Regions from separate parts of the Homo sapiens genome. Here region 2 is linked to region 1. Evidence: chromatin loops called from intact Hi-C (ENCODE). Cell type or tissue: sigmoid colon. All regions are shown on one strand. Each heading gives the region's core, and the rest is flanking DNA. Links, peaks and the distances in the headings are about the cores only. Region 1 overlaps TNN (tenascin N). Region 2 has its middle 10 kb from the start of MRPS14.

The links. A loop is a pair of places that touch in the nucleus more often than their neighbours do. Peaks named below come from ENCODE experiments on the same cell type or tissue, not always from the same donor. Only the 100,000 strongest peaks of a DNase experiment are listed, where the experiment ranks them.
Region 2: a loop joins it to region 1, with 6 times the contacts of the local background. A loop is called at or near these places in 30 of 110 quality-filtered maps.

What each region holds. Positions count from the first base shown.
Region 1 is chr1:175,144,340-175,161,318 of GRCh38, reverse strand. TNN (tenascin N) reads right to left here. Exons shown (of 19, transcript NM_022093.2): 18 at 16,769-16,932; 19 at 13,244-14,388. The coding sequence ends at 14,248. It overlaps KIAA0040, which reads left to right. Exons shown (of 4, transcript NM_014656.3): 4 at 173-4,333. The coding sequence starts at 306. The coding sequence ends at 605. Among named protein-coding and RNA genes, the nearest start is that of KIAA0040, 40 kb to the left of the region's middle. RefSeq lists an enhancer at 6,873-7,372 and a silencer at 8,972-9,266. In sigmoid colon, for the core only: CTCF peaks have their summits at 6,266 (motif pointing left) and 9,124 (motif pointing left); DNase peaks (open chromatin) are centred at 6,258, 9,118 and 10,502.
Region 2 is chr1:175,026,792-175,040,561 of GRCh38, reverse strand. No RefSeq gene overlaps it. Among named protein-coding and RNA genes, the nearest start is that of MRPS14, 10 kb to the right of the region's middle. In sigmoid colon, for the core only: CTCF peaks have their summits at 10,449 and 10,651 (motif pointing left); a DNase peak (open chromatin) is centred at 10,641.

The sequences.
Region 1 (16,979 bases), core at 4,491-12,490:
CTTATTGATTACATGCATGCATTTATCTTGTTTATTGAGTCAATACAAGTTTACTGAACCCTGGAAATCTTCAATTCCTTCCCCTTTCCTAAGCCTAAAATCTATGACACTATTAAAATTGTAGACCAGTCCCCCTGCATTTCTCTTCAGTTGTCTGTTTTAATCTCTTCAGGTGCTGCCAGTGGCATGCCCAAACCCAAAGCTGGAAGAGGAATAAATTACAAGTGGTCAAGGTTGCATCCTTTTGAGCCCAGGACCTGCTTGTAAGCCGAGAGGGTTCTCTGGCCCTAATCTAGCCAAGCACCATGGAGAGAATCAGTGCCTTCTTCAGCTCTATCTGGGACACCATCTTGACCAAACACCAAGAAGGCATCTACAACACCATCTGCCTGGGAGTCCTCCTGGGCCTGCCACTCTTGGTGATCATCACACTCCTCTTCATCTGTTGCCATTGCTGCTGGAGCCCACCAGGCAAGAGGGGCCAGCAGCCAGAGAAGAACAAGAAGAAGAAGAAGAAGAAGAAGAAGAAGGATGAAGAAGACCTCTGGATCTCTGCTCAACCCAAGCTTCTCCAGATGGAGAAGAGACCATCACTGCCTGTTTAGTTAGGCAGGAAGCAGAGGTGTTTCCTTTCTGGGGCTAAGCCTCCTTCTGACCACACACAGACATTTCAGGAACCCCTGAAATAATGCACTATGTCCATGTCCACAGAGTAACTACTCAACCAAGGAACAAACCTCAGACTAAGTGTCCCAGTGGAGGGCAGTCCCAGGGACCACGTGGACAATTCTTGGATACTGTCTTGGCAGCTATGTGTCCAATAGCAATGCTCCTTACTGCAGACCCAGGCATGCCTCCCACCTGTCTCTGGCATACCCCACATGCAAAGCACAAAGAACATTTATCCATACATCTCAATATGGTTCCCAAGTGTGTGCACATGCACGTAACACACACACACACAAATTCAGGTAGCAGGTACGTGGGCAAGTATATTCTGCTCATCAAATGGTCATTGGCTATGTACTTTGTGCAGGGAAGTACATTATCTACAGTCACAAAAATGTCTCATGGGAAAGCCTTGCCAGATTCAGACACATATATACAATTTCCTAACCAGCAAGGCCCCCATACACCATCTATTCCATAAACCACTCAGGTTACAGATGCATGCTTTCCTATTTCTAACTCTACACATAAACTTTTACTGGAAGTACTCATAATTGGACATTCCAGCAACCTGCTACAGTCCCCACCCTTGTGTGTCTTGATACAGACACACCAAGTTTCTGTGCCTCTGACCCCTCACCTGTGCCAAGATGTTTAAAGTGTGATGGTTCAAAATTCATTGAAAGCTCTTTTCTTGTAACTCATGACAAAGTCCGTCCTCATTGCCACTGAGAGGTGTTTAATGTGATCCAAGACCTCTCTGTGAAACATTACCCCCGCAAACCACTCAGCAAAGTGCCTTTCTCCAAGCAAGAACAAAGAGCTCTTGGTGGTGACTGCTAGAAAATTATGGAAGCCCACTCATTTATGTCAGTGGACTGCAACTGTGTACCTGTGCAATGTTTACAGATGGAAAGGGTGAGGAGATGCTACACCTGAGCTAGGTATCTCCTATATAACCAAAGTTTCCAGCAGGGAAGGAACTAGACAATCATCAGTGCAGTCTCACAGAAGGCAACACTGGAAGTGATGTCATAAGGTTGTGATGTGTGCACGGTATGGCACAGGTGGGATGCAGAGGTAACAGAGTTTAAATGAAAGTAGGATGAAGCTATAAAGAGGTTTATTTATATTTATATTGAAGCTCAGGCAAGTGCCTTGCACACAGTAGGTACTTATAACTAACTGTGGTTACTGTTGGATATGTGATGTTGTTAAGGGTAAGCTTGTAATACCTCACCAGTTCTCCCCGAGTGATCTTCTCTTCTAAGTGAGCCCACTAATTGCTGCAATGGATGAAATTGGGTGTTTAATGCTGGAGAGCACATGTAGGTGACACATGTGCCTTGAGGTATGTGAGGACATGTAAATTAGATCCACAGTGAGCTGAGGAGGGCTTTCCCCGCCAGAGTGAGGTTGGGAAGCAGAGTTAATCCACTTATAGGATGAACTGCTTGGTATTTTTATTGTATTGTGACTGTATTACAAAGATGGACAATTCACTCCTTGGGAGCAAGTTATGCTCTAGAAGTTTATTTACAAATATGCTGGGCAGCTCTCTTGAAATATTTTCCCAAGGAAGCTATTCTACACAGTGGCAAAATTGCTATCTAATTAATAATGTAGCTAAACTATGATATTTATAGTAGCAAAAAACTAAATTCTATAAGATTGCATTAAAGGAAAGATATATTCTATTTGCTCACTTGGGCTGCTTGGTACTCACCTGCCCTCCAGGTGTACTTTAGGCCTGTGGAGGGTGGGCATTTAGTGGTGACCCTTGCACCAGGGTTTTCTAACAGATGACCCTGTGAATCATAATTTAAACCTGCATATATTTTATAGCCAGTCACATTTGCCCTCTCACCCTATATGGCCATAAACTGCCTAAGCACTCAGGCCTCCCACTCATCAACCCCTTTGACCAGAGAAAGAAGCACTCTGGTTCTCTATCCCCTTGTCACATAGAGAGTTTGTCATGGGGCCTCTGGCTGTGCCCTTCACATAACAGAATGACTTGCCATCTGCCTGCACCAAACCCAGGGATGTGGAAGACATCTCCCCACAACTGCCACTGCTCACCAGGACAAGCTGCCCTTCCTGTCTCCACCTCTCAGTCCCCCTAGAATGGATGGCTGGGGAGAGGTGGAGGCTGACAGCTGAGACGTAGTGTCAGATATGATCTAGGAGGGCGGATCACCGGGATCCGGGACCATACAAGTAACATGGTTTCCATGGCAACTGCTTGCTCCTTTGAATTAAGACAGCAGTCAGTTGTCATTGCCATGACAAGGCCTCTATCTCCAGGCACAATGTCCCTGCTGTCTCCTAATCCAATGGACTTGCTCTCACCCCAGGGATGAAACACCCAGAAACTCACTTCTCAGTCACTTCCACAGCCGATGACTCAGAAGAGCCAAACCCAGAATGGGGCCTCTCTTTTCCCCATCACAGACTCCCCTGACAACCTTTCCTGGCGTAACTAGAGGAGTCCCAGTGCAGGATAGGCCCTAAACGTTTTGTTAAATAAACAGGTGCATGAAAGGAGCCTAAGGCCATTGTTGATATCCACTCTCTTCTTTCCACTTCCTTCTCATCTTTTTCTCCATGTTTTATGCTTCTCTGATTCCCTCTTCTGCCTGCACCAGACCAGCCCCAGCCCTTTATTCCTCTCCATTTTCACTCCTTCCAGCCTCTGTCCCTGAACTGCCACTGGCAACCCATGGGACCTCAGGACCAGAGACTGCTTGACTCATCTGGGGAGGGTAAGTTCACGGGGGACAAAAAAATGATTCCTAAAGAAGAGGCTTCCTAGACCAGCACAGGCTCGAGAAAGACATCCCCTAGGCCTGGACTTCTGAGCAGCTTTAGCCAGGCTCCGGACGGCAGCCAGAGGAGGCCTTTCCCCATTGCTCCTTTCCCCATTGCTCAATGGATTCCATGTTTCTTTTTCTTGGGGGGAGCAGGGAGGGAGAAAGGTAGAAAAATGGCAGCCACCTTTCCAAGAAAAATATAAAGGGTCCAAGCTGTATAGTATTTGTCAGTATTTTTTTCTGTAAAATTCAAACACACACAAAAGAAAAATTTATTTAAATAAAATACTTTGAAAATGAAAAGTCTTGATGTAGTCAGATGGTTACTCTCTTAACATTAGGTATTACCCCCACTCAGACATCACTCAGAAATGATCAATGCAGGGACTCTTTCTGTGACACAAATGTCCCAGCCCTCCCTGGTCACCGCCTTCGCCATGGTAGAGTCATAGGTCTGAGGATGAGGAATGTGGCTGTCTCACCCTTGCTTGCAAAACAGATGGCCTTGGAGACCAGACTCCCTCAAAGGTGCCAGCTACAGGAAAAATATACTGATGTTCCTTGGCAACACTTACAGAACTTTCCATCAATGAGGTCCATCAATGGCTTCTTAAAGGAAAAGGGGGGAAATAGCAAAAACCTAAGGAAGAATGGACCTTTGAGTTAAATCCAGTGTTTGTTGGGAAAGGAGGGATCAAAAACCTCTATAGTAGCCACTAGGGCAAAAACTGTGTGTATGTGTGTGTGTAAGTGTGTGTACACTGTTCAATATGGTTCAATATGGTACCAATAGCCACATGTGACTATTTAAATTCATTGCAATGAAATAAAATTAAAGGTATACTAGCTCAGCTATGTCTGCCATATTTCTTTTTTCTTTTTTTTTTTTTTTTTTTTTTGAGATGGAGTCTTGCTCTGTCATCCAGGCTGGAATACAGTGGTATGATCTTGGCTCACTGCAACTTACACCTCCCGAGTTCAAGTAATTCTCATGCTTCAGCCACCTGAGTAGCTGGGATGACAGGCATGTGCCACCATGCCCAGCTAATTTTTTTTATATTTTAGTAAAGATGGGGTTTCACCATACTGGCCAGGCTGGTCTTGAACTCCTGGCCTCAAGTGACCCGCCAGCTTCCCAAAGTGCTGGGATTATAGGCATGGGCAACTGCGCTTGGCCATGCCAGCCACGATTCAAGTGCTCAGTAGCTACACGTGGCTAGCGGCTGCCATCCTGGACAGCATAGGTCTATGATCTTGGGGGCAGGGTCAGACACCTGGGAAAAACAGCCATGCTGACTGGATTTCAAGGAGGGCTTAAGAAGGAAGGCCTAGAGCACAGGTGGACTCTTTGCCTTATCTCGCCCAAGGCAGGTTATGTCTGTAGTTCAGATGAGTTCATTCCTGGGCTCCCTTCCCCATCACCACACACTCATGACAACCAGAGAACAGAGACTCTTCATTCAGCTCCTTGTTCATCCACCCAGGACATTGCTAAACATTCTGGTGCAGAGGAGGAACTGATGCTCAGAAACCATCTGGGAGGGGAGCAGCTGCTGCACCCCTGAGGGGATGCCAGTGCTCAATGCCTGCAGCCGCACCTGCCCCGGCTCCATCCTGGCCTTGGGGTATAATATGGATTTGGACAATGAATGCCATCACGTCCTTAGCATTCTCAGTTTATCACAGCACTCTGCACTGGCCCCTTGCCCGTTGACCTTAGTAGTATTTCCCAATTCAAAGTCACAGGTTTACTGGACTGGAAAAAAATCCCTTCAACCCGCTTTCTGTCTTAGACTCAAAGGGTTGTTTTCAAACACCTGTGTGGGCAATGTCACACTATATTTCTTCAGGAATGGCTGTGACTGTGTACCTCCAGCCCTCTTTTGAGGCTGTTCATCCCATTAACATTTCTGACTGTTTACTATATGCCAAGCACGCTAGGTGCCAGTGATACTAAGTTGTCCTAGAGGGGCTCAGAACCTGGTAGGGGGGCACAGACAAGCAAACCATGACAAGACAGTGTGGCCATTGCTTCCTTAGAGGGAAGCTCCCAGGCTGGCTTCAGGACAGGCCGGGGGAGATCGCCTAGGAGGTGTCTAGAGACTTGCACAGGAAGAAACTGAGAAAGGAGGGCCCCAGCTGCACAGTCTACAAAGGCAAGTGCACCCTGGAGTAGTGATGCAGGCAGACAGGATGATGGGGACGATTCAGAAACCATCAGGGCTCTCTGGAAGCCATAAGTGCAGTGAGCTAGGACTCATGACTAGGGTTGTCCCAACCCTGATGCTAACTCCGACTCTCACTAGTTATGTAATTTGGACCCATGGCTTAATCTCTCTGTAAGACTTACCTGCTAAATAAAGCTAATGAGAGTAGCTACCTCATAGGGAGCATTAAATGATCGTGTGTACAAAGCATTTAGCACAGGACGTGGCTTATATTAAGTGCCCAATAAATGTTACTTATTATTATTAAGGGTTGAAGGAAAACCGTGAGAGAGCTGTGTCCTAGGAACCAAAGGAAAAGAAATTTCCAAGAAGAAAGTGATGGTCCATAGAGTCAAATGATGCAGGCAAATCGAATGAGATAGGGATTGAAAATAATTAGCATTTTCTATTCCCCATGGTGTGATGTGTTCCCTAATTTCACCACATACTGCACTATCTACAGGATTACCAATACTCCATGGATTAAGGTCTGCAGATTTGCAGATTAGGCAAGGCTGCCTAATTATCTGTCCCGCCTCTGCCCACAACGAAGTCGCCCCAGCTTGTCAGTGCCACCTGGTGGCCAGATCAGGAGAAAGCGTGAGTCAACATCTTTTTCACCTTAGAAGTGTTTCCTGGAGAACATCCATCTAGCTAGTTCACCTGTTCTCAAATTAAATGTGCAAAAGAGTCACCGGGTTTTATGTGAAATTCACAAATCTGTCAGGGTCCGGAATGCCGTGCTCATGTGACATATGGGGGATTTCCATAAATCATAGGTCTCAACTGTTGTTACAAACATATTTTGGTGAAGTGTTCTATATATAGCCTCACTACAGTAAAGCTTCCCTAACCACACAAGTCTTGCCCATTGCAGTAAGACTAGACCACATTGCAATTGTGTGTTGCTTCTATTCCCAGCACCCCACCCCTATTTTGACCCCCATTAGAATTAGCTTTATGAGATTAGAATTAGAACTGTCTTATTCACTAGTATATCTTCAACACCTAGCATGGAGCCTGGCACATACTATATGCTAAATAAATGTGTTGATTGGGGGAAATAAACACTGAGGTGTTTCTTAAAAATGCAAATTCCCTGTCTCTCCCTGCCCTTCTGGCTGATTATTAAGTCTAGGGTGATGCCAGACAACCTGCTCTAATAAACACCAGGTCAATGCAGGTGGTCCCTGAACCACACCTTGAGAAATACTATCAAAACAACAAAAGAACTGTGTACGGTCAAATAAGTTTGCAAACACTGCATAGTATAACTTTCCCACTTCACCCCCTTGGGATCTGCAACGCATTTATCACATTAAAGTTTCTAGCAGGTGCTGTAATAAAGAATTTGGTTTAACTCCCCTTAAAATTTTCCCAAATTTATTTAACCACAAGCCTCTTTTTCTTTTAGCACATCTGGAGGAACAAAGATTCAGGGGCCACCATTTGGGAAATGCTGCCATGGAGGGCTAGTACGCACTCCACACATCCTTTGCTCCTGACTTCCATGGAGGGCTGGTGCGCACTCCACGCATCCTCTGCTCCCGTCTTCCATGAAGGGCTAGTGCGCACTCCGGCGTCCTCTGCGCCTGTCTTCCATGGAGGGCTAGTGCGCACTGCGGCGTCCTCTGCTCCCGACTTCCAAGGAGGGCTAGTGCGCACTCCACGCGTCCTCTGCTCCCATCTTCTATGGAGGGCTAGTGCACACTCCTGGCATTCTCTCCTCCCATCTACCATGGAGGGCTAGTACACACTCCAGGCATTCTCTGCTCCTGTCTACCACGGAGGACTGGTGCGCACTCCACCGTCCTCTGCTCCCGTCTTCCATGGAGGGCTAGTGCGCACTTCGACGTCCTCTGCTCCTGTCTTCTATGGAGGGCTAGTGCGCCCTCCAGGCATTCTCTGCTCCTGACTTCCATGGACTGCTAGTGCGCACTCCGATGTCCTCTGCTCCCGTCTTCCACGGAGGGCTAGTGCGCACTCCGGCGTCCTCTGCTCCTGTCTTCTATGGAAGGATAGTGCGCATTCCAGGCATTCTCTGCTCCTGACTTCCATGGAGGACTAGTGCACGCTCCACGCGTCCCCTGCTCCCGTCTTCCATAGAGAGCTAGTGCGCACTCCACGCTTCCTCTGCTCCTGACTTCCACTACAGACTCAGTCAATGTCATCTCCAGAGGAAACTGTTTCTGCAGTGTATACAGATTCTCACTAACCTTTATGAACCTTTCTCTTTTACTCTTCCCTTTCTCTTTTACTCTTCCCTTTCTCTTTCTTCCATTTGCAACCCATAATAATCCTGTTGGTGGCTATTCATAGCAAATATGTTTTAGAGCTGCTAAAGAGACATCTCTATCAAAAGAAAAAAAAGAAAAAAAGAAAAAGTTTTAAATGAAAATATGAAGACTGAAGATCCAAGCCCACTATTTTACCATTCCAGAGTGCCTTCGTACATAAAAACCACTTTCATTATTTCACTTGATTCTCACTTTATAAATGAAGAAAATGAGGCCCAGAGAAGGTAAGCCAGTTTACCCAAAACTGGAATAGAAACCCAAGTCTTCAGACTCCTACCCCAGTGTTCCTTCTGCACACCAGGCATCGAGATCCAGGCCAATCTGATCTTGGCTCCTCAAAGACTGTTGAACTTGTAGACGCCCCTCCCTTGAGTTGGAAACTTACAGAACACAATCAAGGGTCTTCCCATAAGCCTTTAAAGTGCCCAAATGCCTCCTTTATATGTCCCACAGCAAGCCTCATCTGCCTCCTTCTCCTTCTCTAATTCAACCTAATTTTCTTCACTTACCAAAATAAAGAACTGTTTCCATTCCATTTTGTTTCTTTCTTTTATTTAAATTACAGTACCGCAATACTGTTGTTTCCTATTTTTCATTATACATACACTGCAACTCATCTATATTGTAGAGTAAACAGAGTTTTATGGGCTAACCTGAGAACCTACCTTCTTTATATAACATTATAATTGGAACTCAAATAATTTCACCCACAGAAACAGCCAACTGACAGAAGGAATTGGAGAAGTGAATTCATTTGCAAATTAGGAGCTGCCTGAAATCTCTCCCAGGGGTGCCCCCCTTCACCTTTCATCAGGCTGACAACCTCTATCCGCCTTTCCTCCCCAGCAGCCCAGTGCGCCGGGTCTGGGGATAGAGTCCAATCTCACCAAGCAATCTCCTCAAGGTTGTTCCCAGTTATTTTTTGCGCATTTGTCCAGCAAGAACGCTGCCTAAGAAACCACCAAGTGCAGGCCCAATGTTAAGCTGGGCCTCACCGACTGACTCTCCAGATAGCATCACCCAGGAAAAGAGAAAAGTGGGGACCTAGCCCCCAGAACTCCCCTTTATAGAAGAGAGAAGTGGCGCTGAAATGAGAGGCTCCCGACAGGACAACACTGCCATCTCCTGGCCAGGCTGAATATAGCAAACCTCTTGCACTAAGCTGCGGTCCCAACCGTATTGATCAGCTCCGTATTGACATGAACTCCCTCCTGATCCCCTCCACCACCCTAGCGAAGCGCTTGAGGTAATGACTTGGAATTTCTTTTTTTTTTTTTTTTTTTTTGAGACGGAGCTTCGCTCTTGTTGCCCAGGCTGGAGTGCAATGGCTCAATCTCGGCTCACTGCAACCTCTGCCTCCTGGGTTCAAGCATTCTCCTGCCTCAGCCTCCGGCGTAGCTGGGATTAGTGGAGGGCCTTTTCCATCAACTGGCTAAATTTCACCAAGAGTTTCTCGCTGTTATACTTGTTTTTCCTTCTGCCATGCCATCCCTTCATCTGCATGTCCCCTGTCCACATCTCCTCACACACCACACCTGGCCTTTTTCCTTCCTCAATCACAATTTCTGGAGGCATTTTCTATCTTTCTCCTCAGCTCCTTCAGCATTTCCTGGCTTTAATCATCTTTAAATCCCTGAGAATTCAAATTTTAAACGCAGAGCTTTTGATCTCATTTGACAAACATAAACTCTGGGACCCTATTCCCAGAGGAAGCCACTGTCAGGAACAACCAGCTCTAAGCTCTGACATGAAACGACCCATCTCTTGCCTGTACCACCCATCCTCCTCAAAGCCCACCATTCCTTCTTCCTGGATATCTCACTAATCTAGACCCTCCTCCCCTTCTCCACCATTTCTGCCACAGGCCAAGGAAGTTATGACCGCTTGCCTGAACTATCACAATAGCACTCAACTTGCCTGTGAGTCCCTATCCTTCCTCCAAAACTTCCCTCAACACCCCCAGCCCTGTTGTCTATCCTATCACCAGACTGATATTTCCGAAATATACATCTGACCTTGTCACTCTCAGGTTTAAAAACCTGTGTGTTCCCCACTTTCCACATGCTTTCATCTGAGCAGTGGCTCTCAAGCGTGGTCTATGTTGGAATCCTTGGGGGCACTTTAGGAAGCTCAGGTGCACAGAACTCACCTGATACCCACTGGAGCAGAGCCCGTTGAGGGGAGTGGAGCTTCTGTACCCATGGAGGCCCCCTGCCGCCGCCGACAGGTAGTGAGCGCTGAGAACCTCAGTACTGGCCTGGCAAAGGAAGAATCCCCACTCATCTCACCAGCCTGGCTCCCCACCAAGCTCTCCTCACCCCAGTAAGAAACCACTTTGCCCCCCTCAGACATGCCACACTCCACACTTTCTCTTCCTTGCTGCCAAGTCTCCTGTACCCGATGGGCCCCACCCCTCTTGGGCCTCTTTTTTCTCCCCCCAGAACTCATCCTTCCAGACTTAAAGCCGACATCACATCCCCGTGAAGCTCTCTCCCTTGGCACCCCTGGCAGGATGAGTCACCCTGACTCTGCCCACAGTGTTCAGTCCACCTCCCTGTGGACTCACTCTCCCCAGTTTGTTTCCATGGCTGCCTCTGCCACCACTCCAAGAGCTGCTGGAAGGCCACATTTGTGTTCTGTTTATCACTGTCTTGCTCATGTCCTGCATAAAAGGCAACACTTTGGAAACTTTACCAAGACTTCTGTCTTTGCATCTACCCTAGTGCCTGGCTTGCAGCCTGTGCCTTCTATGAGAGCTTTTGTTTGCTTTAGTTTGTTCTAAAGGGTAGAAATCGTCCCTGTAAGCTTCAAAACCTTGATGGCTCATAACCTGGTTCTAAGAAAATTGACTCTCTCTAAAAAGCAGGTCTATCCAGAAACCCATTCCACGGGCCCATATTCAGCTACCAGATTGGAAGTTGTGAGCACTGGTCACGTTAAAATGAGGTTAGGCATGGAAGTTTCAAGTTGGAATGTTTTCCTCAGTCAGACAGAGGCCCTTTGAAAATGAGTTTCTCTCAACTTCCTTCCTGGTCCCCAGTAGAACCTTTGAAGGGTCAGCTGAGGTTTTCTTCACCCGCTCCTTTGTGCACCATGGGTCCTACAGGCAAAATAATGTAAGAAATAGCTCCTGTTTCCCAAAAGTCCTCCTCTTGCCCAGTGGTGGAGAAACCCTGGGGTCAATGAACACAGGGGTGTGTGTTTTGTAATTTGCTACCATCACAGGCTCCTCCAGAGCAAAAAGACCACCGGCGGCTCCCCCACACCACAGCTACTCAGAGTGGACACCACTCCAGCAGCAGCCCTCGGCCCAGACCTACTTAACTAGAGCGTCTGGGGAAGGGACCCCGTGATCTCTGTGTTAACAAGCATGTTCAAAGTTGAGAAGCATTGCCAACAATCACCATCCTTGGCTCGAAGTCAATTTCTGGGATTTAATCCATTTTGCAAAGGAGGCACTTTTCTAAAAACCCTGGATCACTGTGATGAGCCCAAAGCTTCATAATTACGAAGCTGAGTACCCCACATGCAAACGGGGTCACGGAGCAGCAGAAGGGAATTCCAGCCAGGTGCGGCGGCTAGCACCCGTAGTCCCATCTACTTCCCGAGTCAAGGCTGGAGGATCATTTGAAGCCAGGAGTTCAAGACCAGCCTGAGCAATATAGCAAGAGCCTGCTATATATCTATAGATATAGACATAGATATAGATATAGATGATATACATATAGATACAGATATAGATATAGATGATATAGATATAGATAAAGATATAGATATAGATGTATAGTTGGGCATGGTGGCACTCGCCTGCAGTCCCAGCTACTCAGGAGGCTGAGACGGGAGGATTGCTGAGTCCAGGAATTCAAGGCTACAATGAGCTGTGGTCACACATTGCACTCGCCTTTTTTTATTCCCTATATTCTTCCTCACAACACCAGAAATTAAAAGGGAGAGATTTACACTGTTTTCCTCACACAGCCTGGGTGACAATAAGACTCCATTTCTATTAAATAAAACAATTAAAAAACTACAAAAATGTTTTTAAAAGAAGAGAATTTGAGGAGAAGACTTGGAACTGGGAAGTTGTGCAGACAGACCTTTAAGACAGATGAGACCAGCCTGGGTAAGATAGCAAGACTCCATCTCTACAAAAAAGTAAAAAATTAGCTGGGCACAGTAGCATGTGCCTGTAGTCCCAGCTACTCAGGAGGCTGAGGCGGAAGGATTGCTGGAGCCCAGGAGTTCAAGGCTGGAGTTCAAGTCTGCAGTGAGCCTTGATCATGTGAATATACAGCAGCCTGCAAGACAGAGAGAGACCCCATTCAAAAAAAAAAAAAAAGGCAGACAAAGAAATTAGCTCAGGCTCAGGCCCTGATAAAGTTAGATCAAGACTAGGAGAAATTTGGTCAATTTCTGTAAACATCTCCTCCTCAGAGAGGCTTCATAGTCCAACACCATGCAACACCTTCATCTTCTCATCCTACCTTTTCTTCCACGGCATTTCCCACTTCTTGTAACCACACATTTATTTGTTGCTTAATGTCAGCCTCCACCATGAGAATATTAGCACAAGGACAGGAATATGATGTTATGTCCTTGATTAACACCAATGCTTAGAATGGAACTTGGCACATAATAGGGCTTCATCTCTATTCGTTGAATGAGTGAATGTAAACGAATGAATGAATGACAGCACACAAGCTCCATCAATACAAGGATAGTGTCTATCTTGCTCACCTTTGTTTCCCCAGTGCCCAGCACACTGCTTGATACAAAGCAAACAACAAACTCTTGTTGAATCAATTAATAACATGCAAGCACATTTTTTCATCGTCAGCATCAACACTAAAACTGTATTTCACTGAGACCACTCATTATCAGAGCGAGCAGTTACCATGGCATTGCTCAATGTGTGTGTCTGGGGAAGGAAGGCACCAGAGGGGGATGCTGAAGACTTTAAAGGTTGACAGAAACGGTTTCAGGGGTATGGTTTGACATTCACCCAGAGGTTAAAACCTGGAGACATCTAGGCAATAGACTACACCCTCGTCCTGGAGGGGTACGGCAGCTTTTGGAGCATTCGCCTTACTTCCCATTCACTCACTTCTGCATTCTAAATACCATTATTTCCCATCATGCAAATCAGAGTCCACAGCCAACCAAATTCCATTACAATGCACGAATTGTACCTTCACTTGCATGTAGGTTAAATTTAGAATTCAAGTGCACTTACGTGGAGGAAAATAACACATGGCAATTTTTTTTTAAATCAAGTGGTTTATTATTTTTTTTCTTCAATAGGAATTTAAGTTACTTCATTGGTCACTGATTTTGCTACAGAAAACCCTCCAAAGTGATAGAAAATAAGCAAAAAGGATCTGATCTTGCTAACTGTCCGATCAAACAGTAAGACTCACGGTGCTGAGCACTCCCACAAAACCCAGGGCTCCAATAGTGCAGGGCGGGGAAAAGAGGGAGTCTGAGGCCTGGTGGGCATGAATGGGAGTTGCAGAAGAGTCTTTGGGAGGAACCAATTATCAAGACAGTCAAATTATTCAAAGTTGAAATGAGTGAGAATTTATTCACAACATATGCAGCTCTATGGACGCAATTATGCAAATGACTGAAAAGAGGGCACTTAAAAATAGCAGTAAGGCGGCAGCTTTGGTCTCCAGCATGCTGGATACAAGTCAGAACTTAGCTAAACATGAGTCCATCTTAGCCCCTTTTATCCCCTTTATTCTTCCTCATAACACCAGAAATTAAAAGGGGGAGGTTCACACTGTTTTCCTAAAAACCCAATGGGAAAGGAGGTGACAAACGTCCGGTTGTCTCAGCCCTAACCCCTGGGTCATCAGAACTCCTCCTCTGTGCTTCTTTCCAGAGAAAAGATTTGCATTAGCAGAACTTTAAATACATAGATGTAAATTTCCAGAGATTTCCAACTGGTGAAGTGCTGGGTGATTCCTTCTCTTGCCCTAATCCAGTATATATGTTGCTGAAGATAAGCTGAGAAACCTTGCCGTTCCAGTACTGTCTTTCCTACACATACTGTGCAACTACTATTTTGATTTTCAAGACCCTCATAAAGACGGGCAAAAATGCAGGTGAGAGGGAAGGAACCTCCATGGCTTGAAGCTTGGTGACATGATTTGTTCTGCGGGCTATCTGAGCACTCCCAGACCGCAGTGACCACTACCCACCCCGCCCCAAGCTGCCACAGCTGGTGGTGTCTCCTGCGAGGACTGCTCACACGGGCCATCAGAACGTTCGCAGCCTTCCTCTCAGCGTCCGCTTCTTTCTGCCCAGGACAGGCTCCCTGCTGTAGCCATGAGGGCGGATTTTCAACTCCACGTAAGGAATGGAGAATTCATGTCCTTTCCAAGGCTCCCAGTTCACCCCCTACCAAAAAAAAAAAAAAAGCCACATCAAGAAGAGGCTCTTAGGAGGAGGGCAGGGTGGGTTATGGTACAAAGGAATTAATTAATTAATTAATTACCAGTGAAACCACTCCCTCTCTGCTCAGGAGAGAGAAAGAGACGGGGTGATGAGAAGGGAGGGGAGGGCAGGATCCGGACACACGCGCCCTCTGCTGGGCAGCTGGGGTTAGACGGGCTGAGAGGACTTGGACGATTTGGAAGCTGGCGGTCTCTATGGTGGGAGCAAGGGGGTGTGAGCCCGGGAGCTGGGTGAGGCCAGAGCAGCCACAGAGACAACACAGGGGTCAACCGGGCCGGCAATGGGCAAATTATCTTTCCTTCACTCTTTTCCTTTCCAAAAAATTAAAGGCAAAAATAAACATATTAATTGGCCAGTTGTGTAAAATCATTTTCAATTTAGACTGTTTAGATATTAGCTCTGGGGTAACAAATAGCCTGCTGAAAACTAAATTTCATTTTATTTCTTTTGACTGGTGAGCGCAATAATATTTAATTCACTTAATAACCCTGCAACCTGGCCAATAAAAAGCCCAAGTGACCAATTTTATGTATTTTAATTTGTGAGGTAAATAATAAACAAGAAGCTAAATGCCTTGCAGACTGTGAAAAGCGCATTAAACAGATGAATGTCTTTTATTAGCAAATATGGGATGGTTCAGGGCATCCTGGCTGCTCGTTTCCAATATTTGATCTCCTATCCCTGGCTTCCCTGAGTCAGCCCACACGCTGCCACCATGATTCATGGGCCCACCCTCCCCAGCTTCCCTGGGGGCAAATTTCTTCTTCCCTTTGAAAAATCACATAAAGATTGGGAGTCCCGAAGACTGGTCAGGGCCAAAGTAATCAAAATGTACCTGGACTTCGGATGTGCTAATATTTACAGTAATATTGGTACAAGGTGAGTTCTGAAGAGGTGGCTTCCTGGAGGCTTAGGATCAGGGCTGCAGATGGGAAATTAGAAACCTAGGATGGGGACTCAGCGTTTGTGGAGGGGAGAGGATTAATGACGAGCAGAGACAAAGATGCAATTTTCAAGAAACTGTGAGGGAGCAGGTGGGAAGTGCCCCGCAGCTGTCAAAGAGTCAGGATGATGCACTGGGGCAGAGGAGGCTTGAGAAATAGCGGGTGGGACAGTTTCAGGGCAATGTGGGAAGAGGAGCCCTCCTGGACCCCTGGGCCCTGGGCGCACACTCCCAATGTGGAGAGACTGGTCTAGCTCAATGTTCTGGGAAGGTTTTGGGTGAAGTGGATCCAAGAGTAGGTCTGACCTAAGGCACAAAAGACTGTTTTCCTGGTGATCAAAGGACTTGAGACAGCTTTTTTTTTTTTTTTTTTTTTTTGAGACAGGGTCTTGCTCTGCCACCCAGGCTGGAGTGCAGTGGCTTGATCATGGCTCACTGCAGTCTCAACCTCCCAGGCTCAAGTGATCTTCCTGCCTCAGCTTCCCTAGAGGCAGGGACTACAAGTGCACGCCATAATGCCCAGCTAATTTTTGTATCTTTTGTAGAGACAGGGTTTCACGATGTTACCCAGGCTGGTCTCAAATTCCTGGGCACGAGCAATCAGCTCACCTCAGCCTCCCAGAGTGCTGGGATTACAGGCATGAACCACCATGCTCAGCCTAAAGAAATAGCTCTTGTTCAACTAGGAGAACAACTAGAAAGTAGGCAGTGTTTGTTATAAACTGAATGTTTGTGTCTCTTCAAAATTCATGTAGTAAAGCCCTAACCACCCCCCACCAACATGATGGTATGTAGAGGGGGCCTCTGGAAGGTAATTAGGTTTACATGAGACCATGAGGTGGAGCCCTCATGATGGGACATATGCCCCTATATGAAGAAGAGATCAGAGCTCCTTTCTGTCCGCCATGTGAGGACGCACAGCCACAAGCCAGCAAGGTCCACCACCAAGAACCAAATCTGCCAGCAGTCTGATCTTGGACTTCCCAGCCTCCAGAACTGTGAGAAATAAATGTCTGTTGTTTGAGCCACCTGGTCTGTGTTATTTTGTTACAGCAGCTAGAGCTGACAGTGTGTGAACTAGTAAAATGAGACAGCGTGCAGAGCACATCATCTGTCATTACATGGCAGTGGGCAGCCCAAGCTTTTCCCGCACCTTCCCCTAGGCAAGTGTGCAGCTCTGGGAATGCAAAACAAGCAGGGCCATGGCCATCAGGAAGGGAGGCCACGACCTCAAGGCCATGGAGCCTGGAGGAGAAGCTCTACTGCTTTGACTGGAAGCTTCAGAAGGAGAGGGGCTGCCAGACTGGCCTGGAGGGTGTCCATTTGGAAGCTGAATATGGACATACCCTGGGACAGAAAAGACATTCACCTGTCACCTACCTCACTGTGCTTGGTCTCCCCATATCTGCCATTAGGGTTGGCCAAGTGGCAGTTCTTATACCACCAGCCACCATGATGTGTCAGGGCACAGTTGCTGAGTGCGATATCATTGTCTCTGTCAAAAGTTGTAAACTTCCATCCATTGTGGTAAGTAAGAGCATCCCCTGCAGGAGAGAAGAGACGGAGGCGAGAGCCCAGGGTTAGCCACCGA
Region 2 (13,770 bases), core at 5,771-13,770, 120 kb after region 1:
AACCTGGCTGGGGAGACAGAGAACAAAGAGCAAGGTAAACACAGCTGATGGGGAAGCTCTTTGATCAAAGCTTTGGCCAACCTTCCCCCTAGCCCCCAGTTTCACTCCACACTGGGTTCCTCTTCCCAGTGGAAGGTGAGTGAATAGGCAGAGAAATCTTAAAGAGAGAGACCACCTCCAGGGATGCAAAAGCCAGAGCCTGCACAGCCTTGATCTCCTGAAGCTCAAGAAGCTGTGGGTGAGCTGAGCCCTCTACACTTCCTTCCCAGTGAGAGAAGACAGGCCCTTTCTTTCTCTTGGCTTTGTGGTGAGGCCTAGTGTCTCCAGTGGGATCAAAGAGGCAAAGAAAGAAGCTCACAGGTGAAGAGGAACCAAGAAGGGGTCAAGGATAACAATTAGTCCTAAAAGTAAGGTAGGTCTAAGGCTAAAGTTATGGCACCAAAGCCAATGGAAGAAGAGGAAGATCTACACCAAAGAGACAACCTCTACCAGCTCTGTCCAGTCCTGCCCTGTCCAGCGAACTACTTCTGGGTGCTACAAAAGCCAAGAAGACATGATTTGTAAGCTCCTGAAGCTCACTGGTTTCTAGACAGCAGGCGATTACAAAGCCCAATAATACATGAGTGCCGGAGGTGAGTGCAGGGTGCTAGGAGCAAACAGAGGAGCAATCCTAACCTTGCTTGGAGTCCCGAGGAAAGCCTCCTGGAGGAGACGGGTATAGGTTCTTTGAGGGCAGGAACAATACTGTGTACATGCATGCACACGCATGTACACGTGTGTGATATGCACCCTCCACATCCCTGCACAATATTTTGCATATGGTAGATACTTAATAAAGGTGAATCCTAATTCTTGAGTGAATTCAAGAATTAATTATTTTTTCTACTATGTCTGTGAACACTCCTCTGCTTTCTTCCTAAATCTTCTTCCTCTTCTTTTCCTTTGCTGGAAATATCCAAAGAGCTTCATTTGGGGGTAAAATCCAGCAATCTGAATGTCAATAAGTTATAGAAACGGCCATTTTATGACATTAGACAAAATGAGAGAAAAGTATACTTGTAGCCCCAGTTAGAATGAGAAATCACCATCGTTATGCTCATCATAGAGCATTTGTTCAATACTCACTGTGTGCTAGTTGCTATTTTAAGTGCTTTAAGTATGAATTTTGCTAAATCCTTTAATCCCCACAGCAGCCCAGTGAGGTGAGGAGTATTGCAGGTTTAGACTCTTACACACAGAGGGGTCGTGTAACTTGCTCAAGGTCCCAGGGCAAGCAGATGGTCGAGCCAACACAGTCTGGCTCCAGAGTCTGTAACTCATACTACATCCCACCCTCAGGACTGAAAACTTGAAAATTCAAGCATCTGGAATTTACACTGTAATGTATAGACCAGAGATCGCTCATTATTTAAAAACCTTTTGAGGCTGCATAATCTCCACCGGTTCATTTTTCTCTGACACCCTCTGTTTCCCTGTAGGGACTGACAAGTACTAAATTCAAAGAGCTTTATAGTTGGTATCTTTTGCCCAGGCTTTTATTCCAGTGATAATAAATGTACAGCATAAAAAAAAGATACTGTTAGAACCATGGGACTCATCCTTTTCTCCATCAGATAGTAGGGACAAGTCAAAATCCTACTGCATTCTGGCAATACGAGGTCAAGAAGGCCTGGGCACCAGGATAAAAGACCATAATAGCAGAACAGGCTTTCTTGGCCCCAGGTAAGTGTTTGTGCTTTGGTCTCACCATCTGAAAAATGGAGCTGATGATCTTTCAGCCTCATTAGTGCACTGCAAGGTTAACAAACCCATGTCTATATCTGAGAGGTCTATATGTTCTCAGAGGAAACAAAGATGACTAAGATGTAGTAACCCAAAAAACATCATTAACAGTGACTAGTGTCAATCTTCTTTGATTCTTTCTAAGTATTAAAATCAACATGGGCCAGGCACAGTGGCTCACACCTGCAATCCCAGCACTTTGGGAGGCTGAGGTGGGCAGATGACTTGAGCCCAGGTGTTCGAGACCAGCCTGGGCAACATGGAGAAATCCTGTCTCTACAAAAAAATACAAAAGTTAGCCAGGCATGTCCCAGCCACTTGGGAGACTGAGGTGGGAGGATCACCTGAGCCTAGGGAGGTTGAGGCTGCAGTGAGCCATGATCATGCCATTGCACTTTAGCCTGGGTGACACCGTGAGACTCTGTCAATAAATAAAATCAACATGAATCAAAACTCAAACTATTACTATAGAGGGGTAAAGAATAACCAAGTGAGGCAAAGGGGAGAAAGAGGACACTGTGAACGGCCTCTGTGGTAGCTATGGACATCCACATACACAAATGTATTCAGTAGGGAAGTATCCACGTGTGGGTCTGTTCCCTCATCTCCATTACATCAGCTTTTCCTATGGGTCACCATTTCCCTTCATTACTGAAACACTTCTTCTCTTCCAGAAGCAGACCCTGTGGTTACCTAAAGCATGGGGCTGAGGTTTTGTACAGAATCCCAACTCAAACCCAAGTGGGAGTCACAGCCTGATGTCAAACCCCAAGGACAGATTTCAGACATATGAGATGAGTCTAATTTCTACTTTGCTGATTACCATAATCTGTAAGATTATACCACACATAACATAAATCCTATTCAGTCTTTCCACAAATATTTATTGTGTGTGCATACCATTGTGCTAGGGATTGTTCTATGAACTGGGGATACAGAATTGAACAAAATAGCATAGACTCTTCATCATCGTCCCTGCCCTTATGGAGTTTACATTTCTAGAGGGAGAGAAAAATTAGCACTCCCTGTAATAGAACGTAATATGGTTTGGCTGCATCCCCACCCAAATCTCATTTTGAACTGTAGTTCCCATAATCCTCATGTGTCATGAGAGTGACCCGGTGGGAGGTAATTGAATCACGGGGGTGATTACCCTCATGCTGTTTTCGTGATAGTGAGTGAGTTCTCATGAGATCTGATGATTTTATTAGGGGCTTTTCCCCCTTTTGCTCGGCACTTCTCCTTCTTGCCATCATGTGAAGGAGGATGTGTTTGCTTCCCCTTCCACCATGATTCTAAGTTTCCTGAGGCCTCCCCAGCCCTGCAGTACTACGAGTCAATTAAAGCTCTTTCCTTTATAATTACCCAGTCTCGGGCAGTCCTTTATAGCAGCGTGAGAATGGACTAATACAGAAGGAAGTCAATATTAACAAAGTATTGATCTGTAGTCCTATGAGAGGAGTAAATGCATTCATGATAGTTTCTTCTTCATGTATCATTTAAGAAATTAACACTAGATTTCTCAGTGCTGTACAGGATTCTAATGAACATTAAAACATGACCCCGCAGCTTGTGTCGTATGGAAATTGAGTGATTTAGGTAGTTACCATCATATTTTTTTTCTCTCTTCTTCTCCTCATATAGAACAGAGATACCAAGGGTATCAATTCACTATGAATTATATCCAAGGGAGAGGAAAAAAAAAACCCAAATGGAATACCGAAAGCAGAGGTCCAGCAAGTAGAACTCAATCCTGTAAACCATTTGATCAAAAAGGGGTTTACTGAATGCTGAATGCCTACGATGTGCCTCAGGCTTGTGCTGTGTGCTGTGAGAAACCCCAGAAAGTATTATGGCATGAATTCCACCCTCAGAGACAAAACAGGAAACAATTAGTGAATAACACAGAAAAATTATTTTAGCTCTTTATTGACAACACAAAGCAAAGGATACAAAAATGCATCTAGAGATAGTTTTCATTTTCTTTTCTAAAGTAAATCGGGACAAAATGCTAATTCACCTGATTTGACTGACAAGTGATACTCCCAGCAGGAGACGAGGCACATTCAGGGACATTTTTCTTACTCTAGCAGCAGTTAGCCTGAAGGCAAGGGATGGGTGGAACTTAAGGATCTCTGGGTTTTCTAGATCAGGCCCTGGGAGAAAGCTGTGGAGAGGGTCTTTTTGGCAAACATGGAATGTAAAGGGAACATGCTGTCTCTGGCTCCTTCCCAGGCCCCAGCATGGACTACAGACATAATAACATGATACATACTTCTACTGCTCTAGGGCTGCCGGGTGACCTGCAGGCTCACCTGTACTGTGTATCTTCTGCAGAAAAGGGACATCAGCTTTGTGCTGGTATCATCAGGATGTGCCCTGTAGCTTTGCAGAAGTTTTCTACTCTTGAATCCTATTAACTTATGGCTCTTTGATATTTTTGTCCCCATGGCTACTAAAAGCAATGCACTTAAGCTAAATTGCTATTAGTAACATTTTCCCTTTTCATTAGATGGCGTTGGAATTTAGAAAAACCAGGAAGACGAAAAAGAAAAGAGAATAAGGAGAAATGATGTGAAAGAAAAGGCTGCTTTCCTATCTACTCTTTATTTCCCGCAAATGAAAATTTGTTAAGGATATTGCAAAGAAAATGGGTGTGACCTCATCCCTGAAACCACATGAAACATTGTGTTTCAGCCTGGGCCACAGGCAGCTGGGAGGGAGTGCCTTGAAGGTCACTGAGAGAGATTCAAAACCTCAAAGTGTAGGCTTTCCTTGGGCAAGGGATGAGAGAGGCACCCACACAATGGTAAGTGAGCAACAGAATCAGCTGGACACTCAAAAAGACCATCATCTTGAGCACCGAGGCAGCAGGAAAAGAGAGCGCTGCTGGGGCTCTCCTGGAGCTCGGCTGATGCAGGAGGTCTGGAATCCACAAAGGCCAGGTAGCTCCGGAGGTCCTCATCTATTCAGGTAGCAGGCAAGGGCTCTCTTGGGCCTTCCAGAGGACTGCAGAGTGACCATGTCTGCTTGGCTTTCAGCCCGCTGTTGAAGATGTTGGTGAACATCACCTTATTGACATCATCCAAAGTTTGCTGGGTGTTGGTCCTGGGCAGGGCAGCATCCTTGATGTTAGAAACACAGAGGTCGGGCTTCACCTCTGGCCTCTGGACTTGGCTTTCTTATTAGAGGGACAAGACATATGCTTTACAACTGTGTTTTATTGACTTTTATTTATTTATTTTTTTGAGACAGAGTCTCACTCTGTCGCCCAGGCTGGAGTGCAGTGGCGCAATCTCGGCTCACTGCAACCTCTGCCTCCTGGGTTCAAGCGATTCTCCTGCCTCAGCCTCTCCAGTAGCCGGGACTACAGGTGTGTGCCACAACACCCGGCTAAATTTTTTTTTGTATTTTTAGTAGAGACAGAGTTTCACCATGTTGGCCAAGCTGGTCTTGTACTCCTGACCTCAAGTGATCCACCTGCCTCGGTCTCCCATAGTGCTGGGATTACAGGCATAAGCCGTCGCGCCCAGCCACAACTGTGTTTTAGAGAGGCTCATGAAAGCCCTTCATGCCCCCTATTGTCCTCTTGAGGATACTTTTGCTCCTCTCCTCTGAAAGACAGAAAAAGTTATCCCCATCATCACTCTAAGTGTGGTCTTTGCTATGCTGGAGAAAAGTGAGATCAAAGTGCATTTTCTTCTACAATACTAGACTAGCAGGTTGTATCCATAGAGGCTGGACTTGAGGGGCAAGTCCATGAGCAACGAAGAGAGAATTTTGTGCCTGTCCAGTCCTTTCCCATTTAGTTTGGCAATGTTTGGTTAGGACACGGCCAAAGGTAAGAAGTTGACTCATCTCATTCTAATTTATGAGCACCTACTACATACCAGACACTCTGCTAGGAACTTGCATATTAAGTTGAAAACCACACATTTCCTTAGGGAACTTTCAAATGGGTTGAGGAAATTAATACAAATATAATACTAAAAGAATTGTATATGAATAGATCAGTCCCTCCTTTCCTGACTCTGACTTCCCTCTGATTCTATATGAAATTCTAATAAATATGTGCTTACCTTTGTACATCTCTTCAGAAATGCAGAATTGTCAAATCTTGTGCACACAAATTATAAGTCATTCTTAAAGGGGTAAATGAGGAAAAAAGGAATGGGGAGTTGAAAATAGGAAAAGGAGGTAAAACAGGGGGTATAAGAAGTAGATGTGTTTGCATTGAAGTCTTGACAAAGATAAAGTAGATGAGTATGGTGGAGTGAATGACGTCCACTCCAAAGTCATGTCACTCACAGCCTTAGAATGTGACCCTATTTGAAAGTCAGGTCATTAAAACATGATGAGGGTAAAGATTGAAATACAATCATGCTGGATTAGGATGGGCCCTAAATGAGAAGGTTCTATTCAGAGACAGAAAAGAACACAGAGTCACACACAGGAAAGCAGGCTGGGTGAGGACAGAAGCACAGATTGGATGCTGCTGCCACAAGCAAAGGAACATCAGCAGTCACCAGAGGCTGGAGGAGGAAGAGGCAAGACAGCGTTCTCCCCTAGAGCCTTTGGAGGGAGCGCAGCCCTGCTGCCAGCCTGGCTTTGGACTTCTGACCTCCAGAAATGTGAGAGGATAATGTTTCGTGACAATTTGTTATTGTAGCTGCTGGAAACACAAGGAGGAAGGGTAACCAGGTTCTTAGCACTGGGAATTGGCCTGAGAGGAAGGAGGTTGCTAAGATGGGAAAGAGGAGTTGACAGGTGTGCTTCTGCACACAGATACCAGGGCCATGCCTGAGGCGATAAACCCCAGGAGCTGGGTAGAAGGGCTGACAATTACCCACTGAGCTGGGCCTCATTGGTTAAATAAGATTGTCCTAAACCTTTCTATCTCAAGCACCAACTTACTTAACATCTCTGAATCATGACAGAATTATAAAAATGTAATGCAGCCACAAGCCAGGGAGCCCAACCTGGCAAACCTCATGGGCTGAGAGTCAGGCCCATGTGCCCCCTGGGCCAGTCACAGTCCTATGATCCCAACCTGCACACTGTAGCCAGTGGCCCGGCAGGCAGAACTAGAGGGGTGGAAAATCAACAATCCTAAGTCTGCAAGGCAAGAAGACATTGAATATGTGGATGGAAAATGAGACTCAGAAAAGGAAAACCTCTCTGCATGCATATTATCTGCAACAAATCAAAACAAATAAGCAAGCATCTCGAGATTGCAGGAAAGAAAATTTAACACTTCTTTTTTTGAAGTCAGGAATAGTAAGTGAAAATTGAGTGCTATATCCACTACTACTAATTTAAAATGTGCAAAATGTCAATCGCATTGTCTTTATTTAGACATCAGCTTTGATAATTAATGTAAAGATGACTTTCCATAAATTTACCCCCCCTCAGAGCCATATTTTTCCACGTGATCTCAAGTTCTGCAAAAGAAAAATGTCCTTTCTCCTTACCAAAACCCCTGCAGTGATTCCAGCCTGACGAAAAAGCGCACTCAGGTCCCTAAACTCAGGCAAGCTAACTAAAACATTTACATGGGACTGTGTTGACATGTGACATATTCTGCAACACTACCTCCCCTATCTTGTCACCTGCTCCTCACCTCCTTGGGTGACAGGAACTGGTATGTGCCTGTGTTCAATTAAGCATTTGATGAACTAAAGGGGACTGAATGGAAAGGCTGGCAGAAAGAAAGGCTTCGAGAGGAAGAACCACTGAAGGGGAAACAGATGAACAATCCAAGGTGGTCAGAGGTGTTTATGGGGAGAGATGGAAAATCACGGTGCTGCAGGCATTGACAGCAATCATAACATCATGTTAAGGGGTTTAAACTTTATTTTGTAGGTGATAAGTAGCTACCAGAAATGAGTAGTTGTAGTCCTAGAAACTTCACTTTGGCAGCAGAAAAGGATGAATGCTTTTGTGGGAGAGATGATGGGTTAAGTTTAAAAAAAAAGAAAAGGGAGAGGCAAAACAGCAGGTAAGAGTCCAGTTGGTCCTAGTACAGAGAAGAGATGAAGAGGGTCTGAACTAGGGGAGTGGGAGCAGGAATGGGAAAAATTAAATAAACAATTTGAAGTAGAATCAACAAGATTTGGATGATCGGTGGGAAGGGATATTTTTTATCTGAGCCTGAATTCTTCCCACCACCCACAAAAGAAGAATCGCACGGTGGCTCACGCCTGTAATCCCAGCACTTTGGGAGGCCAAGGCGGGCAGATCACGAGGTCAGGAGATCGAGACCATCCTGGCTAACACGGTGAAACCCCATCTCTACTATAAATACGAAAAATTAGCCGGGCGTGGTGGCGGGCGCCTGCAGTCCCAGCTACTCGGGAGGCTGAGGCAGGAGAATGGTATGAACCCAGGAGGCGGAGCTTGCAGTGAGCCAAGATCGTGCCACTGCACTCCAGCCTGGACGACACAGCGAGACTCCATCTCAGAAAATAAATAAATAAATAAAATAAAATAAGAAGAATCCAGGACAGAGGTGTGTGTGCCATTTGTTTATTTGGGAGCAAGAGTGAGGGATCAGGGCAGTGGAACAAGAACGAATGAAAAAGAGAAACAAGGACGCCACTAAGTGACTACTAAGTTAGCAACTGCTGCGGCTGACTGGAGCTTGATGTCTCGCTAAGGCCTTCCAAGGAGCCTTATGAAATGTGTTATCCCTTGGCTTCCATCTCCATTGGTTTAGGGTGTCCCCATGGGCATCACTCCCCCTGCACTTGAAGCTATGCATACATGACAGCTGAGCAGGCTCCTGGCTCCTCAGGTGTCCATACCAACACCAAAGAAGCCCCAGGGCAAGGCATGAGAGGTTCCTGATGTGAACCCAAGGTGAGTGTCACTGCAGCTGGACTAAGCTGGTAGCAGCCTGCTTGGAAGTGGTCAGCCAGGCAGTAGCTGGAGCAAGAGGTCTGGCTAAAGACATGAGAGAAAAGGAGCCAAAGGTGACTCCTATTCCCAGTGAGGCCATTCGTCAAGACATAAGGCCTTTAGAACAAAGGAGGCAATCTGGAGGAGACAGTTTTTACTGAAGTTTATGTGGGAACGCAAGGCCTTACATGGGCTCCCCCTGTGCCCCCAGTGTTCTCACCTCACCTACCTTCTTCCTCTCACTCACTTGGCTCCAGCTGCTGCCTCCCTGTTCCCCCTCAGACACACCATGCACACACCCCACTCAGCCTCCACAGCTGCCATTCCTTTTGCCTGGATGTCCTTCCCCCAGAGCCTCCTAGCTCACTCCCTCACACCCTTAAGGTCTCTGTTCAAATGCTGGCTCATCAGAGAGCCCTTCTCTGACCACATTAGGTAACAGTATCTCCTACCATAATGCTCTTTTTACTCTGCTTTTCTCTTCATAGCATGTCTCCATTTGACACATAATTATTGATTTGTGAATGGCTCTTCCCCTTTCTCCACTACAGTGTAAGCTCCATGAGGGCAGGGACTGTGTATCCTGCTGTATCCCCAGCTCCTAGAACAGTATCTGACATGTAACAGGAACGTTCAATAAATGTTTGCTGAAGGAATGGATGCTTACTAGCTCAGATTGGTACACGTGGAGTTGAAGGAGCTCTGGCACCTGGGCGAAAAGGCTCATTGGAGATATAAGTGTGGACTGGGAAAATGCAAGTGGCTGAGATCATGAGAGCCTGTGACCTGGGCTGGCTTTGCAGGTATGTCACTCATGTGTCACACAGCCCCTGCCGTTCTTGTGTGTTTGTGTGTGTCTGTGCATGTATCCCCATGCCTTCAGGAGAGCCCTGTGCTTGGTTTAATGTTCTACTGTCACTATCTTGAAATTCTGAATCATTATGTTTTTGAATTTGTGTCTTGTAAGTGAGGTCCAGTGGGACAATGGAACATCTGCATGAGCAGAGGGGACACATGTGCCCATCGTTCCTTGCTGCTCCCTTTGTATGATGCCCCATCCACATGGAATTCTGGTGGCCCCATGATGTATGGGAGATTAATGGGACTCAAAGCGAGTCCAAGGTAAGAGTACTATGTCTATGACTGAGTCAGCTGGGGCACTGGCAACCCCAAGAGGCCACTAGAACTTGCTTCCTATACATGAAGGTGTTGACATTCTAAAAGGACAATAGTTCCTTTTCCTTTCAGTCCTCTCTTACTCATGAGTAAGCCAAAGTCAGAAGGTGCTGGTAGAATGCACGTGGATCAAGAAGTAAAATAAAAGCAACTGAGTTAGTTTTATGCAATATTTTCACTGTTCTGGTAAGAACAAAACACAAAGGCATATACAAGCAACAAAATAAAAATTGTATAATTTCACTGATTCTGCCTATGAGTTAAATGCTCTTACATTTGCACGGTGAACTGGCATTCCCCAATATGACGATGAGTGGTAAAATTGATGCTAATGATTTAAAAGTACATTTAATGATTTTGTTTTTCTTTACTTAGAACATTAATAGAAAATTTAAAAATCCCATAACAAGTCCAGAGTCCAGGAAAGAAAGGAAGAGGCTTCATATTTTACTACCTTTAGCAGCACTTTTTTCCCTGCTTTTTGAACAAGAGGCCCTACATTTTCCTTTTGCACTGGGCCCTACAAATCACATAGCCTGTCCTGCCTTTGACTCCCACGGAGGCGGCAAACTCAGTCTCAAACACAGGTCCCACTTGACGATAGGCGAAGTGTCATTATTTTATTTGGGGGACAGCTGTGTGTGTGTGTGTGTGTGTGGTGTGTGTGTGGTGTGTGTGTGTGTGGTGTGTGTGTGGTGTGTGTGTGTTCAGTTTGCATCAGGCCCTGTGTGTGGGAACCGAGGATGGCTGTGTGTTGGAACGCAGATGTAGTAATACTGCCATCTCGTGTTCAGCGTGGTGCACAGCACATAGCTCCAGGGAAGGCTCACAGGCATGGGACCTGTGGCTGCTTCCGGAAGTGCTAAGGCCATCCACACTCTAAGGCCAAACCGGTAAACCAATAGGATTGCTATTCCGCTGGTAGCCTTTAATGAAGGCAGATGTGTAATGAGAACAGAGGTTTCACCCACTATCCATCACACCATTTCAGAGCCACGGTTGAAATGCGTGTGTGTGTGTGTGTGTGTGTGTGTGTGTGTGTGTGTGTGTGTGGTGCATGTGTCCCCGTGCCTTTCGCTCTCCTTCCACAGGTTCTTTTCCTTTATTATCGCTTTCTTCCTCTTTGTAGTTCCCTCTCATAGCCCAAGAAATCTGGTTCTTTTGAGCCATATCCAGCTCTCACGTGGAAGGCCCATGATGAAGCACCAGGGGAGTGCATTGGGGCAGGTGTTCAGGCCCAAGGTTGCTGGTGACTCAGCTGAGGCCAGCTAAGAACAAGCACACACCAAGTAAACATTCTTACTGTGTGGCACCAGAAGCTGCAGTCAAGTTAGTTTTGTAACTTGCCAGTTATAAAATAATGAAAAGGAATAATTAATTAGTCCTCTCAGAAAACAGAGAAGTTAAGGAAATGATCATTCCTGTATTAGGTAAAGATTAGACACCAAAAGGACAGTTTACTTGATGGCATACACAGAAGCCAGAGAAATGAAGACGAAGGGAAGAGTGAATGGCTTGGTACTAAATATGAACGAAGCAAGCATCCCTGAATTCTTAATTTCTTGCTGCTTTGGTCAGGGTTCGGCCTGTGCCTGTCCCCAAGAATAAGCCAAGGATATTGATGGGGACCAGGAATGACCCCTTCCTATATGCACCTTGAAAAACAGATTTTTCAAATACTTTGGGTGAAATAATATAAATATAAAAAGACAAGAACAGGTTAATATTTTTAAATCAACTTCAACACATATGTGAATCTAATAGTATAAATTATAGAGAAATTGGAAAATTTTAAAGACCATAAGAATAACCAGTAATCTGCTCACTCATCTCTACTCTTAATATTTAAGAGTAGCCTTTTTTAATCTGTCTATTCTATACCTACACCTGTATCTGTAAATATATATATATATATTTTAAATTAGAAACCCATCAGATTTTTAAATTTAGGATTATAACTTGATTTCTTCATTTAACCCTCCACTTACTGTTAAGTTATTTATTTGTTGTTATAGATAAGACAATGATAAATGTCCTTTTATATAAAATTTAGAGTTTCTCAGTATTTCCTTGGAATAAATTCCTCAAAGTGGCATAATTGGATCAATAGTTACAAACTTTGAAAAGACTTGCCAAATTGCTTTGCAGACAAGTTATGCCAATTTATATTCTTATCACTCGACTATGAAATTACCTATTTCCTCACACCTCTGACAATGCCGAATTTTTTTTAACCTTTGCTAATCTGCTAGCTTAAATAGATCTCATTATTTTAATTTGCATTTCCTTGGAAACTAGTGAGGTTGAACACATCTAATGTTATTAGACAGTCTGAAAATTGTCTACTAAGATTTAAAAGTGTAAAAAATATATTCAGCTAGGCATGGTGACTCACATCTGTAATCCCAGCACTTTGGGAGGCCAAGGCAGGTGAAATGCTTGAGCTCAGGAGTTCAAGACCAGCCTGGGCAACACGGTGAAACCCCGTCACTACAAAAAATACAAAAATTACCCAGGTGTGGTAGCCCACACCTGTAGTCCTAGCTACTTAGGAGGCTGAGGTGGAATCACCTGGAGCCCATGAAGCAGACTGAGGTGAGCTGAGATCGCACCACTGTACTCCACCATGGGTGACAGAGTGAGACCCCATCTCAAAAAATAAAAATAAAATAAAACAATAAAAATTAAAAATATATTCATTTTTATTTTCTTCTGTTTTTTAAGCCTTTGTTAGTATTTACCTTTTTATCTAAAATTTGATATGTGGTAAGAGATGAAGATATAATTTTTCCCAAATCTTTACCCAGTTGTTCTAGCACTAGTTGTTTAACAATTTTTATGCTTCCTTTAATACATAACCAAATTCTAATTGCACTGGAGTTTCTATCAGGCCTATCTATTCTATTTCACGTAACTGTCTGTTGATTTTGGCGCCAGTACCACATAAGCTCAATAACTACGGCTCTATAATGTATGGTATATTAATATCTGGTAGGGTAAGACTATTCAGTACTTTTTTGTTTTCAAAAATGTCATGGGGTGTGGTGGGTCACACCTGTAATCCCAGCAATTTGGGAGGCCGAGGCAGGAGGATCTCTTGAGCTCAAGGAGTTTAAGACCAGCCTGAGCAATATGGCAAGATGAGACCCCATCTCTACAAAAAAAATACAAAAAATTAGCTGGGTGTGGTGGCGCCAACCTGTAGTCCCAGCTACTCTGGAGGCTGAGATGGGAGGATTGCTTGCACCTGGGAGGTTGAGGGTGCAGTGAGCTGTGAACCAGCCATTAAATTCAGCCTCGGTGACAGAGCCAGACCCTGTCTCAAAAAATAAAATAAAATTCATGGTTTTCTATAAGGGAGTTTCTACCTCTCTTCCATCCACTCATCTTATATATATTTAATAAATATATAAATATTCAATATAAATATATATTAAATATATAAATATTCAATATAAATATATATTAAATATATATTCAATATATATAGAATATATATATTCAATATATATATTAAATATAAATATTCAATATATATTCAATATAAATATTCAATATATATTAAATATATAAATATTCAATATAAAGATATATTAAATATATAAATAATGTGAATATATAATATATAAATATCTAATATGAATATATAATAAATATTTAAATATCTAATATGAATATATAATAAATATATAAATATCTAATATGAATATATAATAAATATATAAATATCTAATATGTATATAATATATAAATATCTAATATGAATATACAATAAATATATATTTAATATGAATATATAATATATAAATATTTAATATGAATATATAATATATAAGTATTTAATACAAATATATAATAAATATATAAATATTTAATATGAATATATAATAAATACATAAATATTGAATACGAATA